Regions from separate parts of the Homo sapiens genome. Here all the other regions are linked to region 1. Evidence: chromatin contacts called from ENCODE Hi-C or POLR2A ChIA-PET data. All regions are on one chromosome and are shown on one strand. Each heading gives the region's core, a stretch centred on a gene start or an enhancer-like site at or near the end of the contact. The rest is flanking DNA. Distances are from core to core; before and after follow the strand shown.

What was found. A loop is a pair of places that touch in the nucleus more often than their neighbours do. ChIA-PET counts read pairs that join two places held with the same protein, here RNA polymerase II (POLR2A). Pooled maps may share reads with other maps.
Region 2: a map of PC-3 shows a loop between it and region 1 (8-fold over the local background). The contact joins the promoter of GPR39 here to the promoter of FAM201B in region 1. A Hi-C loop is called at or near these places in 10 of 168 maps with a recorded cell type or tissue (Caco-2, Calu3, HCT116 and 7 more) and 6 of 50 pooled maps. POLR2A ChIA-PET finds 5 or more read pairs at or near these places in 7 of 52 experiments (A549, Caco-2, MCF 10A and 2 more).
Region 3: a map of PC-3 shows a loop between it and region 1 (5-fold over the local background). The contact joins the enhancer-like site here to the promoter of FAM201B in region 1. A Hi-C loop is called at or near these places in 9 of 168 maps with a recorded cell type or tissue (Caco-2, Calu3, HCT116 and 6 more) and 6 of 50 pooled maps. POLR2A ChIA-PET finds 5 or more read pairs at or near these places in 2 of 52 experiments (MCF 10A and SK-N-SH).

Annotation. Positions count from the first base shown.
Region 1 is chr2:132,351,041-132,354,463 of GRCh38, forward strand. FAM201B (family with sequence similarity 201 member B) reads left to right here and starts at 1,627. Exons shown (of 1, transcript NR_135203.1): 1 at 1,627-3,243.
Region 2 is chr2:132,415,464-132,419,164 of GRCh38, forward strand. It overlaps GPR39 (G protein-coupled receptor 39), which reads left to right and starts at 1,342. Exons shown (of 2, transcript NM_001508.3): 1 at 1,342-2,435. The coding sequence starts at 1,580. LOC124905948 reads right to left here and starts at 1,581. Exons shown (of 4, transcript XM_047446885.1): 1 at 1,443-1,581; 2 at 1-1,073. The coding sequence starts at 1,581. The coding sequence ends at 352. RefSeq lists an enhancer at 973-1,267 and a silencer at 973-1,267.
Region 3 is chr2:132,436,629-132,440,082 of GRCh38, forward strand. All of the region lies in intron 1 of GPR39 (G protein-coupled receptor 39), which reads left to right. Among named protein-coding and RNA genes, the nearest start is that of MIR9986, 4.6 kb to the left of the region's middle. RefSeq lists an enhancer at 2,068-2,362. Within about 2 kb of position 2,168, at least 7 of the 41 ENCODE cell types and tissues checked have a DNase peak (open chromatin) inside an H3K27ac peak, as active enhancers do; they include HCT116, PC-3, endothelial cell of umbilical vein and 1 more, where a contact is called at or near this core.

The DNA.
Region 1 (3,423 bases), core at 377-2,876:
AAGATGTCATATTTACTGTAGCTTGATAGTAAATCTTAGGATAGTTTGATTCCTCCAAATTTATTCTTTTTTTCCAAAATTGTTTTTAGCTATTCTGGTTCCTTTGCCTTTCCATATAAATGGAATGCATGCCTTTCCATGCATTTTAGAATCAGCTTATTTATATCTACCCAAAAATTCAGCTGGTATTTTCATTGACATTATGTTAAATCAGAAGATCTGTCTTTCTCACATTGAGTTTTCCAGTTCATTAATATAACAAGTCCCTTCATTTAAGTGTTCTTTAATTTCTTGCTTTAGTGTTTCATGATTTTCTGCATACAGATCTATACGTGTTTTGTTTAGACATATGCCCAAGTATAATCAGCCAACTGGTCTTCGACAAAGTAAACAAAAACATAAAGTGGGGAAAGGACACCCTTTTCAACACATGATGTTGGGATAATTGGCTAGCCACATGTAGGGGAATAAAACTGCATTCTCATCTCTCACCTTATACAAAAATCTACTCAAGATGGATTAAGAACTTAAACCTAATTTCTGAACTATAAAAATTCTAGAAGATAACACTGGATAAACCCTTCTAGACATTGGCAAAGGCAAGGATTTCATGACCAAGGACCCAAATGCAAATGCAATAAAAACAAAGATAAATATCTGGGACTTAATTAAACTAAAGAGCTTTTGCATGGCAAAGGGAACAGTCAGCAGAGTAAATACACAACCCACAGAGTGGGACCCCTGACCTTGACCCTGAACCCTAACCTTGACCCCTAACCCCTGACCCTAACCCTAACCCCTAACCCTAACCCTTAACCCTAACCCCTAACCCCTAACCACAACCCTCACCCTCACCCTAACCCAACCCTAACCCCTAATACCTAACCCCTAACATCTCTTAACCCCTAACTCTAAACGTTGACTCCTAACCCCTAACTCTGACCCCAACCGCTATCTCCAAACCCTAACCCTAAACTTAACCCCTAACCCTAACACCAACCTTAACCCTAGGTTCGTTGCTACGTTGGTATTGACTATGTCAATGTTGATTATTATGATCTCTGTCTTAGGACTGCACGGCAGCGAGGGGATTGCGGATCTTATATTAATATTTTTGTATTGAGGCAGTGCATTAGCATTACAGGTGCTTGTTACATGAGCAATGGAGGTGTCATATTTTGGGTGTCATGTCTGCATTAGGAATGCTGCATTTGTCTTCCGAGGCTGCGGTGTGGATCTCGCACTGCGGCCGCCTCGCCTTGGCTGGGGAGAACCTCGGTGGGCAGGATTCAGAGGGGATTTTGGTTTCCCGTTTTCCACATTGAACCCCTCTAACTGGTCTCTGACCCTGATTATTCAGGGCTGCAAACAGGAAGGATTCTATTCACCGTCGATGCGGCCCCGAGTTGTACCAAAGCGAGGCAGTGCCCCCAAGGTCTGTGCTGAGCAGAACGCAGCTCCGCCCTCGCGGTGCCCCCGGCCCGCCCGCCCGGGTCTGTGCTGAGAACACTGCTCCGCCTTCGCTGTATCTCCGAAGTCTGTGCAGAGGAGAACTCAGCTCCGCCCTCGCGATGCTCTCCGGGTCTGTGCTGAGGAGAACTCAGCTCAGCCTTCGCAAAGGCCCAGCGCCCGCGCAGGCGCAGGGGCAGGAAGGAGCCCAGCAGCGAGGCAGGTGGCACCACCAGGGGGGCCCTCAAGCCTGGCGCGCACGCATTCCAGACGACACCCAGACCATGCTCCGCCGCCTGGGCGCCCAAGCTGCAGTCGCCCTCTGTGTGCAGGCAGCAGCTGCCTGGCAACCCCCGAGCCCGCTCGCGCTCCCAGCATCGCAGAACCAGGGCCAGGTATCCCAGTGGCTGCGATCAAGCCAGTCATTCTGCCCGGCGGCGGCGGCTGCACAGGAGCCAGAACTGAGAACCCGCCGCTCAGCCCCACACGGGGTGACTGCCGAGTGCCCGTGCCAGCGGCCCAGATCTCCCTCAGGTGGAGGAGTGGGCGAGAGGCACGGCCTGGGGGCCCTCAGGCTGGGCGCGCTGGCGATCCCAAGGCCGACCAGGCCATGCACCTCCAGCCCGCCTGGGCACCTAAGCTGCAGCCGCCTTCTGTGTGCAGGCAGCAGCCTCCAGGCAACTCCCGAGCCCGCCCGCACTCCCCACATCTCGGAACCAGGGCCAGATGTCCCTGTGGCTGCGGCGAAGCCAGGCGGTCTGCCCTGCAGCAGCTGCACGGGGGCGGGAACCGGCCCTCAGCCCCATCCCCGGTGGCTGTAGAGGACCCCTAGCTAGAGGTCTCGAGCTCTGGCAGAGGAGGACCCGGGCGGGGGCAGGGTCTGGCGGGCTCTCAGGCCAGGGGCACTCGTGATCCAGAGGCCGCCCAGGCCATGCTCCACCACCTGGGCGCCCAGCTACAGGCGCCGGGCAACTTCCAAGCTGGCTGGCGCGCCCAGCCTCGCAGAACCAGGGCTAGATGTCGCCGTGACTGAGGCCAAGTCAGGCGGTCTGCCCGGAGGCGGCTGCACCAGGGCAGGAACCGACCCTCAGCCGCATCCCCGGTGGCTGCAGGCGGCCCCTGGAGCGGCCCCGATCTCTCTTCGGAGGAGAAGAGGGGCGGAGTCACGGCCAGGCGGGCCCTCAGGAGGGAAGGGATGAGCGCCTGCGATTCCGGGAAGTCCCGCGCCAGCCCAGGAGAACCCGCAAGCCCGCGGCGCCTGTTTCTCTGTGTGATTCTTTGAGGAACCACCAAACTGTTTTCCACAGCAAGTGCATCATTTTCTGTTCCTAGCAGCCAGTTCATGAGGGCTCCAATTTCTCCACCTCCTTAGCAACACTGATTTTCTGTATCGTTGTTATGAAAGCCTTACTAGTGGATGCAAAGTGGCATCTCATTTGGGTTTTGTCTTGCATTTTATTAATGAATAACGGTGTTTAGCATCTTTTCTTGTCCTTCTTAGACATTTGTGTATCTTTTTTGGAGAAATGTCTATTCAAGTCCTTTGCCTCTTTTTTAATTGGGATCTTAGAAATTCTGTTGAGTTGTGGGATATTAAGCTTTTATCAGATACACACTTTGATTTTAGCAGATACATATTTTCTCACATACTATGGGTTGTCTTTTCACTCCCTTGATAGTATCCTTTGATGCATAAAGGGTTTTTATTTTGATTGAATCTAATTTACATGTATTTTCTTTTGTTATCTGTGCTTTTCTGTCATATTTCAAAATACACTTAAAACTCAAAGGTCATAAAGGTTTACCGTGTGTTTTCTTCTAAGAGTTACATACTTTTAGTCCTTACATTTAAGTCTTTTATTAATTTAGAATTAATTTTTGTATATACTGCAAGGTAGGGGTCTAATTTCTCTCCTGTGCACTGACATCCAGCTGTTGAAGAGACTGTTCTTTCCTCCCTTGACTAGACTTGGC
Region 2 (3,701 bases), core at 92-2,591, 64 kb after region 1:
TTGCTTCATCTTTAAAATGATTGCATCGATGTGGCGATTGGGATAATTCAGAGATGTTTTCAGCACAGAGGGCTTGTGCTAGGCCCCTAGAATGTACAGATAAAGGGGATCCATGTTCTTCCTTTGAGGCAGAGGTTCTGACTTTGACTTTGCCACTCCCTGGCAAGGGGCATTTAGCAATGTCTGGAGACATTTGGCTGTCCCTATGGATGTGTGTATGCAGGTGCTAAACATCCTAGAACGCATAAGGCAGCCTTCCTCCCCCTTCATTGCTCATTCCCTCTGATTGTGGAATTAAAAGACGAAAATGGGTCCATTCGAGGGAAAAGGTCATGATCCTTAATGCTGTTTTTACATGACGGCCTTGTCAGAGCCTTCAGCTCCTCCTGCTGTCTTCGACGTTCTAGGCACAGCTCCCTCCGGAGGGCATGCTTCCCACCTGGGGCTTGCTGGCGGAGTGCCATCCTCATCCATATACATGTCCCCAATTAAAAGACGTCCCGCTGCCGGGAAAGCGGCTGCACCTTGGAGCGAAACTGAAAGAAGAGACCCCGGGGTCTTCGCGTCCCTCCGTGGGAAGGCGAGGCAGGGCCCTGCGCAGAACACCGGCAGGCTCTGGGGAAAGGCAGGGATTCTATAGTGAATCCTGCAAGCCTGCTTGGGGCCGACTTCCTGGAGCAGCGGCTGCAAGCAGCGCAGAGCCCAGCTGTCCTTGGCAAACACCCCACAGAGGAGGCGAGGGCTTGCTGGCTCCTCTGGGACGCCCCGGTCAAGCCACCACCAAACGGGCCGTGACCTCGCCTTCGAAGGGGGCCCCCAGGGCAGCGGTGGACGTGGGGGCAGTGCGGGCGAGAGGAAGTTTGTCTTTCTCCCAGCTCGGGAGGGTCGCCAGCTTCCCCGGGGCTGCACCTCCTTGGGACGCTTGTCGGGTTGGAGCGCCGCAGCTGCCTCTGCGGCTGCCGCCTGGGTGACGGAGGGTGGGGCGGGGGTGGGTCGCTCGTAGCTCGAGAGCCACGATCTGATTTCAGGGACCGTGCCTATGTGCTGAGTCAAACCCCGCCGCTGGGCTGGGTCTGCAGCCGGGCCGCTGAGCACAATCCGCTGTGGTTAATGATTAATCGCTGACCACCCCGCCTCCCGCAGCTCGGGAGAGGGTGCTCTGGGAATGTGGACCGGGGCTCTCAAGTGCCGGCAGCTGGAAAGGAAGAGGAGTGCTGCGAGGCGGAGTGCGCCCTCGGCGAAGAGGGGCAGAGGCGGAGCGCCAGGTGCTGCGGTCTCACTCCCAGCCAGCCAGGAGTTTAGAACGTTCTTCCTCCGCCCTCTCCCCGCCTCGCCCCAGCCACATACACTCCCAAACCTCAACACCCAGGCGCCTCCTGGGCCTCTCCTAGGTTGGGCTGCTCCAGCAAGTTTCCATGAAAGCACCTGAAATACTAAGTTACCTTCGCGAGGAGAACTCGAGTGAGATAAAATCGTGCGCCCACGCAGGTGAGTTTGCAGCCAAGAATTTTGGACGCTGCTGGGAGGAGAAAGGGAAGTTGAGAAAGTCTTTGGACCTGGTAGCCTGGTGCTCTTTCTCATGGCTTCACCCAGCCTCCCGGGCAGTGACTGCTCCCAAATCATTGATCACAGTCATGTCCCCGAGTTTGAGGTGGCCACCTGGATCAAAATCACCCTTATTCTGGTGTACCTGATCATCTTCGTGATGGGCCTTCTGGGGAACAGCGCCACCATTCGGGTCACCCAGGTGCTGCAGAAGAAAGGATACTTGCAGAAGGAGGTGACAGACCACATGGTGAGTTTGGCTTGCTCGGACATCTTGGTGTTCCTCATCGGCATGCCCATGGAGTTCTACAGCATCATCTGGAATCCCCTGACCACGTCCAGCTACACCCTGTCCTGCAAGCTGCACACTTTCCTCTTCGAGGCCTGCAGCTACGCTACGCTGCTGCACGTGCTGACACTCAGCTTTGAGCGCTACATCGCCATCTGTCACCCCTTCAGGTACAAGGCTGTGTCGGGACCTTGCCAGGTGAAGCTGCTGATTGGCTTCGTCTGGGTCACCTCCGCCCTGGTGGCACTGCCCTTGCTGTTTGCCATGGGTACTGAGTACCCCCTGGTGAACGTGCCCAGCCACCGGGGTCTCACTTGCAACCGCTCCAGCACCCGCCACCACGAGCAGCCCGAGACCTCCAATATGTCCATCTGTACCAACCTCTCCAGCCGCTGGACCGTGTTCCAGTCCAGCATCTTCGGCGCCTTCGTGGTCTACCTCGTGGTCCTGCTCTCCGTAGCCTTCATGTGCTGGAACATGATGCAGGTGCTCATGAAAAGCCAGAAGGGCTCGCTGGCCGGGGGCACGCGGCCTCCGCAGCTGAGGAAGTCCGAGAGCGAAGAGAGCAGGACCGCCAGGAGGCAGACCATCATCTTCCTGAGTGAGTCCTAAGTCGGGGGCAACACGTGAGCAGCTTCCCAACCTTCCCCCACGACCCGTGCCACTGCCTGTGGCCCTCTCCAGGGCAAGTCTTGCCCTAGAATTGCACACTTAAGTTTACTAAGGTGGAAGAGTCTTGTAGCAGTATGAGGGCATTGCTCTGGGTCTCTGAATGTTTCTTCTCTGTGTTTCGGGGATTCATGGTAGATTATGGTGAAAAGAGCACGAGACCAGAACCCAGAAGGTTTGGGTATATTCCAGAACATCACTGCTGTGACCTTTGGGAAGTCACAAAAATCTTTGGTAAAATGGGGACAATAATACTAGAGAATATGACGGACAAATTAGGTAATGCAGGACAGGTGAAAGTCCTTTGCAAAAGACCAAGTTCTGCAGAGATACAGGGAACCGTCTTATCTAGCTCTTTTACCCGGGGAAGACTTTCTTGTGCAATTAGATTTTGTTCCCATTTTTCTCCTCCTTTGGAGAAAGCAGGCTGTGAGCGACACACACTCTCGGGCTGCTATTTTATTCCTTGGAGCCTCTTCGACCCAATCTTAAGACATGGGAGCTCTCAGCACTCCCCAGGGCTTGGGTTTCTGCCACTGTGGGTCTGTTCCTTACCAGACCAGAGCAACCTGGCAGGACGGCCTGTTTATCTGATCCAGAAAATCTGGCTTCACCGATTCCTAGGATTTGAATAATCACCTCACAGACCCAATTCTTATGCTTGTTTTCCAAACTTTTGTTGTGATACAAGTATTTAAAGTTGAGGCCTCGTCTATTTAAAAAGAGCCCACAGGTCTGTTGACCCCAGAGCCTTCAGAAGAGGGACCTAGTGGCTGGGAGACAAGGCTTTAATGGAGACACATGAAATGTGTGTGAACAAAGGGTTTTAAAATATATTTTTTTAGCAGAAACAATAAAAAGGATGTATTGTGCGTGTGTGAATCAAAAAGGAATAGATATAACAAACATTTCCCTTCTTCCCTCTCCCCTGTGGCATCAGGAAAAGGAATAAATCATGGTGCTGTTTGTTTTGGTGTGGGCAACTGGGCAGCAGGTTCCAGGGACAGGAGGTAGACATGAGAGAGAGTTGGAAGGCACTTGGAGAATGATGGAAAGACCTGGGTCTTGCCTCAGACCAGCCCCTGGCTTCCAGTGTGTCATTAATTGTTAAAAGCTTAGGGTCTAATTTTACTCTTTATTCGATTTGAAATAATTGCCCTAATGAATTTCAAAGTACTCAGAGGCAGCCATGGATTGC
Region 3 (3,454 bases), core at 918-3,417, 86 kb after region 1:
TGGGAAATATCAGAGGTGGGTAGTATTTGTGATTATATTCAGCTTAGTAAAGAGCCCCCCGGCTTGAAGGAATTTCAGTGATGTGGCATGGTGCTTGCCGACTTGTGGGGACAGAAGAGGCTGGTGCTGGCTTGGTGCTTCTGCTCGGTCCATCTCTCTCTGCCTCAGTTTCCATCAATCAAATCAGATAACAGCAGTGTGTCTCCTCATCCCGCAGCGTGGTTATGTGGATCATTGTATTAATCATATTAACTAACGTTTTAAAAAATTTACTTGCTATGTGCCAGGTGTTCTAAGATCTTTTTGTATGCTCATTCATTGAATTCTCCCAAGGCCCTATGAGGCAGGTGCAGTTAATTATCCTATTTTAGAGATAAGCAAATTGAAACACGGAGAGTTTAAGGAACTTGCCTCAGGTAACACAGCAATTAAGAACCTGAGGTGTATCTGACCCAGGCAGGTTGGCTACAGAGCTTGCAGTATTAACCACTGTGTTAGAGTTGCTTAAACTTTGATATAGCAAGACAATACACACACATGCACAAGTGCACACACCCGCACAGGCAGAGCAAACAAAAGTTTCACTGAACGATATTCACCCATCCTTACCTTTGAATGTGAAGTGCATTTTGATCTTTTCTCTTCTATTCATTTCATTAACGAAAATGCCAATCTGAAGCCAGTAAACTGAGTTTATGATCATGAGTAAGTCTGACATACATTTTGAAAGCCTTAGCACTACACCATACTCCTTCATAGATGCTCCTGGGGAAGCATTTGAGAAGAGACATGCAGGGAGTGTGTGTGATTGGCTGGGGAGGGTCGTGGAGACCAGAATGTGTGAAGTGTAGGCCCTGGCTCTGCTCCCACGGTGCTACCTCCTGAGGCAGCTGCTCCGTGTCATGTCTGGGCCTGTGGGTTGGCGGGCAGAGGCTGCCCCACTCTCCTCTTCTACTTTGTGTCATAATAGTCTTTGGGGGTCTTCTCTGCCAGCCTCCATGGGCTTCAGCTCTGAGTTAACCCCAGGTATTTACTGAATAGACATTATGTACTGGGCCTCGTAGGTATCCAGCTCTGACTGGGAGGCTACAGAGAGGCATTAGACATGTTCCTTGACTGCAAGGAAATTGCAAGACACCAGGGAAGGAAGGCTGACATGTCAAGGGAGAATTAGGGGCAGGTCCCCCAGTGCTGTATGTAGGGAGCATAGATTTTGGAGCTAGATGGCTCCTCCTAGTAATGTGACCTCGGGCAACATACTTGACCTCTGAGAGCCTAACTCTGGGGCTGCACCTGCAGCCTGAGTGATATTATCCTGGCTAGTGAAACTGTTTGGTGAACCATGAAGTGTTACTAAGAGGTTAGTATTTAGAGGTCATGTTGTCATAACAGTATTGCCAAAAGTCTGGCAACAGCCATAAACATTGGGGTTTCAGGGAAGGGACGGAGTGTTGCAGCAATCCTGGAAGCCTTCCTGGAGGAGGCAGCATTTAATCTGAAGCAGGTATTTTCAGTTCCTGACTGGAAGGATCATGGGTCACTTAGAGATGGAAACAGATACGCAAGGTCCAACCATTCATGTAGAAACCATGCTTATATATAATTAGGTCATAGCTCTGACTCCAATAGGAGGATCCTGAGTGCTTTCATAAGTTGTTGGGGTTTTGTTGTTGTTGTTGTTTGTTTTTAGAGACAAGATCTTGCTATGTTGCCCAGGCTGGCCTTGAACTCCTGGGCTCAAGTGATCCTCCTGTCTTAGCTTCCCAAGTAGCTGAGACTGCAGGCTCAAGTCACTCAGTACACTGCTTTCCTAAGTTTGACATGCCCTGCTGGCTTGAGGTCACTGGCAGACAACCACTTGATTCCCTTAGGTCAGGGGTTAGCAAATTACGTATGGGCAATCCCTGTTTCTATATAGCTCATGATACCTGTAATGTCAGCAAGCTTTTTTTTTTTTTTTTTTTTTTTTTACATTTTTTTGAGTGTTGTAGAAAAAAAAATATGCGACAGTACTATGTGGTCCCATAAAACCTAAAATATTTACTATCTGGCCCTTTAAAGAAAAAAATTTACCAACTGATGCCTTAAGTCTCAAAGTATACAATCCTTGTTTCAAGTTGAAGGTCTTCCTTAGTTCTGCATCATCCTTTAGTCATTCTCCAGGCCCTTCTGTCATACCCTGAGGGTACACAGGGCCCAAGCCCTGGAGAGAAGGGGAAAGTAGGCCTCCATTAGTCATTTCCTGGCTTCCATGGCTGTCGGAATTCCCCTGCTCTGCCATGGCAGCATATTAATATGTCGCAGCGAGCATGTGTATGTTTAATTCTGATGACATGTGGCGCATAAGTGATTAGTGGCAAATGCCAAAATGCTAGGCTGGAGCCCTGATGCTATTCATAATAACATTCATAAGAGTATTCCCCCAGGATGCAGCTTTCTGTTTCTCCAACATAAATAGCTTGGGAGGCCAAATCACAAACACGATTTCTCTTCATGCTCCACCTGGCCATTCGTAACAAGCATTAGATGTGAAATTTGATTTAAAGCAGCAGTTAAACTCGGAAAATCACAATGGTGTCAAGCCCATTGTTTATTTTAAAGATCAAGAGAAAACCAAAGGTGAGCAACTAATTCTTTATTTTATTTTATTTTTTTGTGGTAACAGTGTCTTGATGACAGGCTAATGTGCAGCTCAAAATAAAGGTACCTGGGTAGAAATAACCCCTCAAACATCATTGAGGCAATATGCCAAGAGGCGCTTGGTAAATGGCTGTGAAGGAGGACAGATTATCCTGTTGAAAGGCTGCTGAGATGCGGCTCCACTTGACAATGGTGGGACTTTTGTCACAGGAAAATTAGATGCCTTTGGATAGGTCTGAGATTGTTCTTATCTTTTCCATATAGCAAAAAGCTACCACTCAGAAAGAAAACAGAGAGTTGAAGGAGTACCCTGATTGAATGCCTTCCAGAAAAAGGATTGTTTTGAGAGAAACACTTTAATTTGCTTCAGATGATTCTGTGGAGGCTTATTGCTGAAGTGGTTCCATTTCAGCACAGGTTTAGCTGGCTCTGAAGAGAGAAGTGATTTTTAAAAATCTTAGGGAATACAAAGCATTTATCCATTAACCTGAGTCACCAACCAGTTTTCACAACAAGGCAGCCTAGGAGCTAGTGGTGGCCAGGATATGTTTTGTTTGTTTGGCTCAGTGTTTGCTGCTTGTTTTTTAAAGAATTTGAACACCGCTGGACTGCTTGTGCTGTCTCCAGTTTCTCACAGCATGCCCACTTCCTATGGGGCTGCTCCAGGCTGCCTCCCATATTTGTCTACAAAGGGATTGGAGTCCAAGGTGCATTGTTACAGCTTGTGGGTTCCATCGAAACATGACACCTAGTTATTCCCATCCTACTTTGTATCTTGTGACCACAGAACCCTCCTAACAAAGGTTTGTGGATG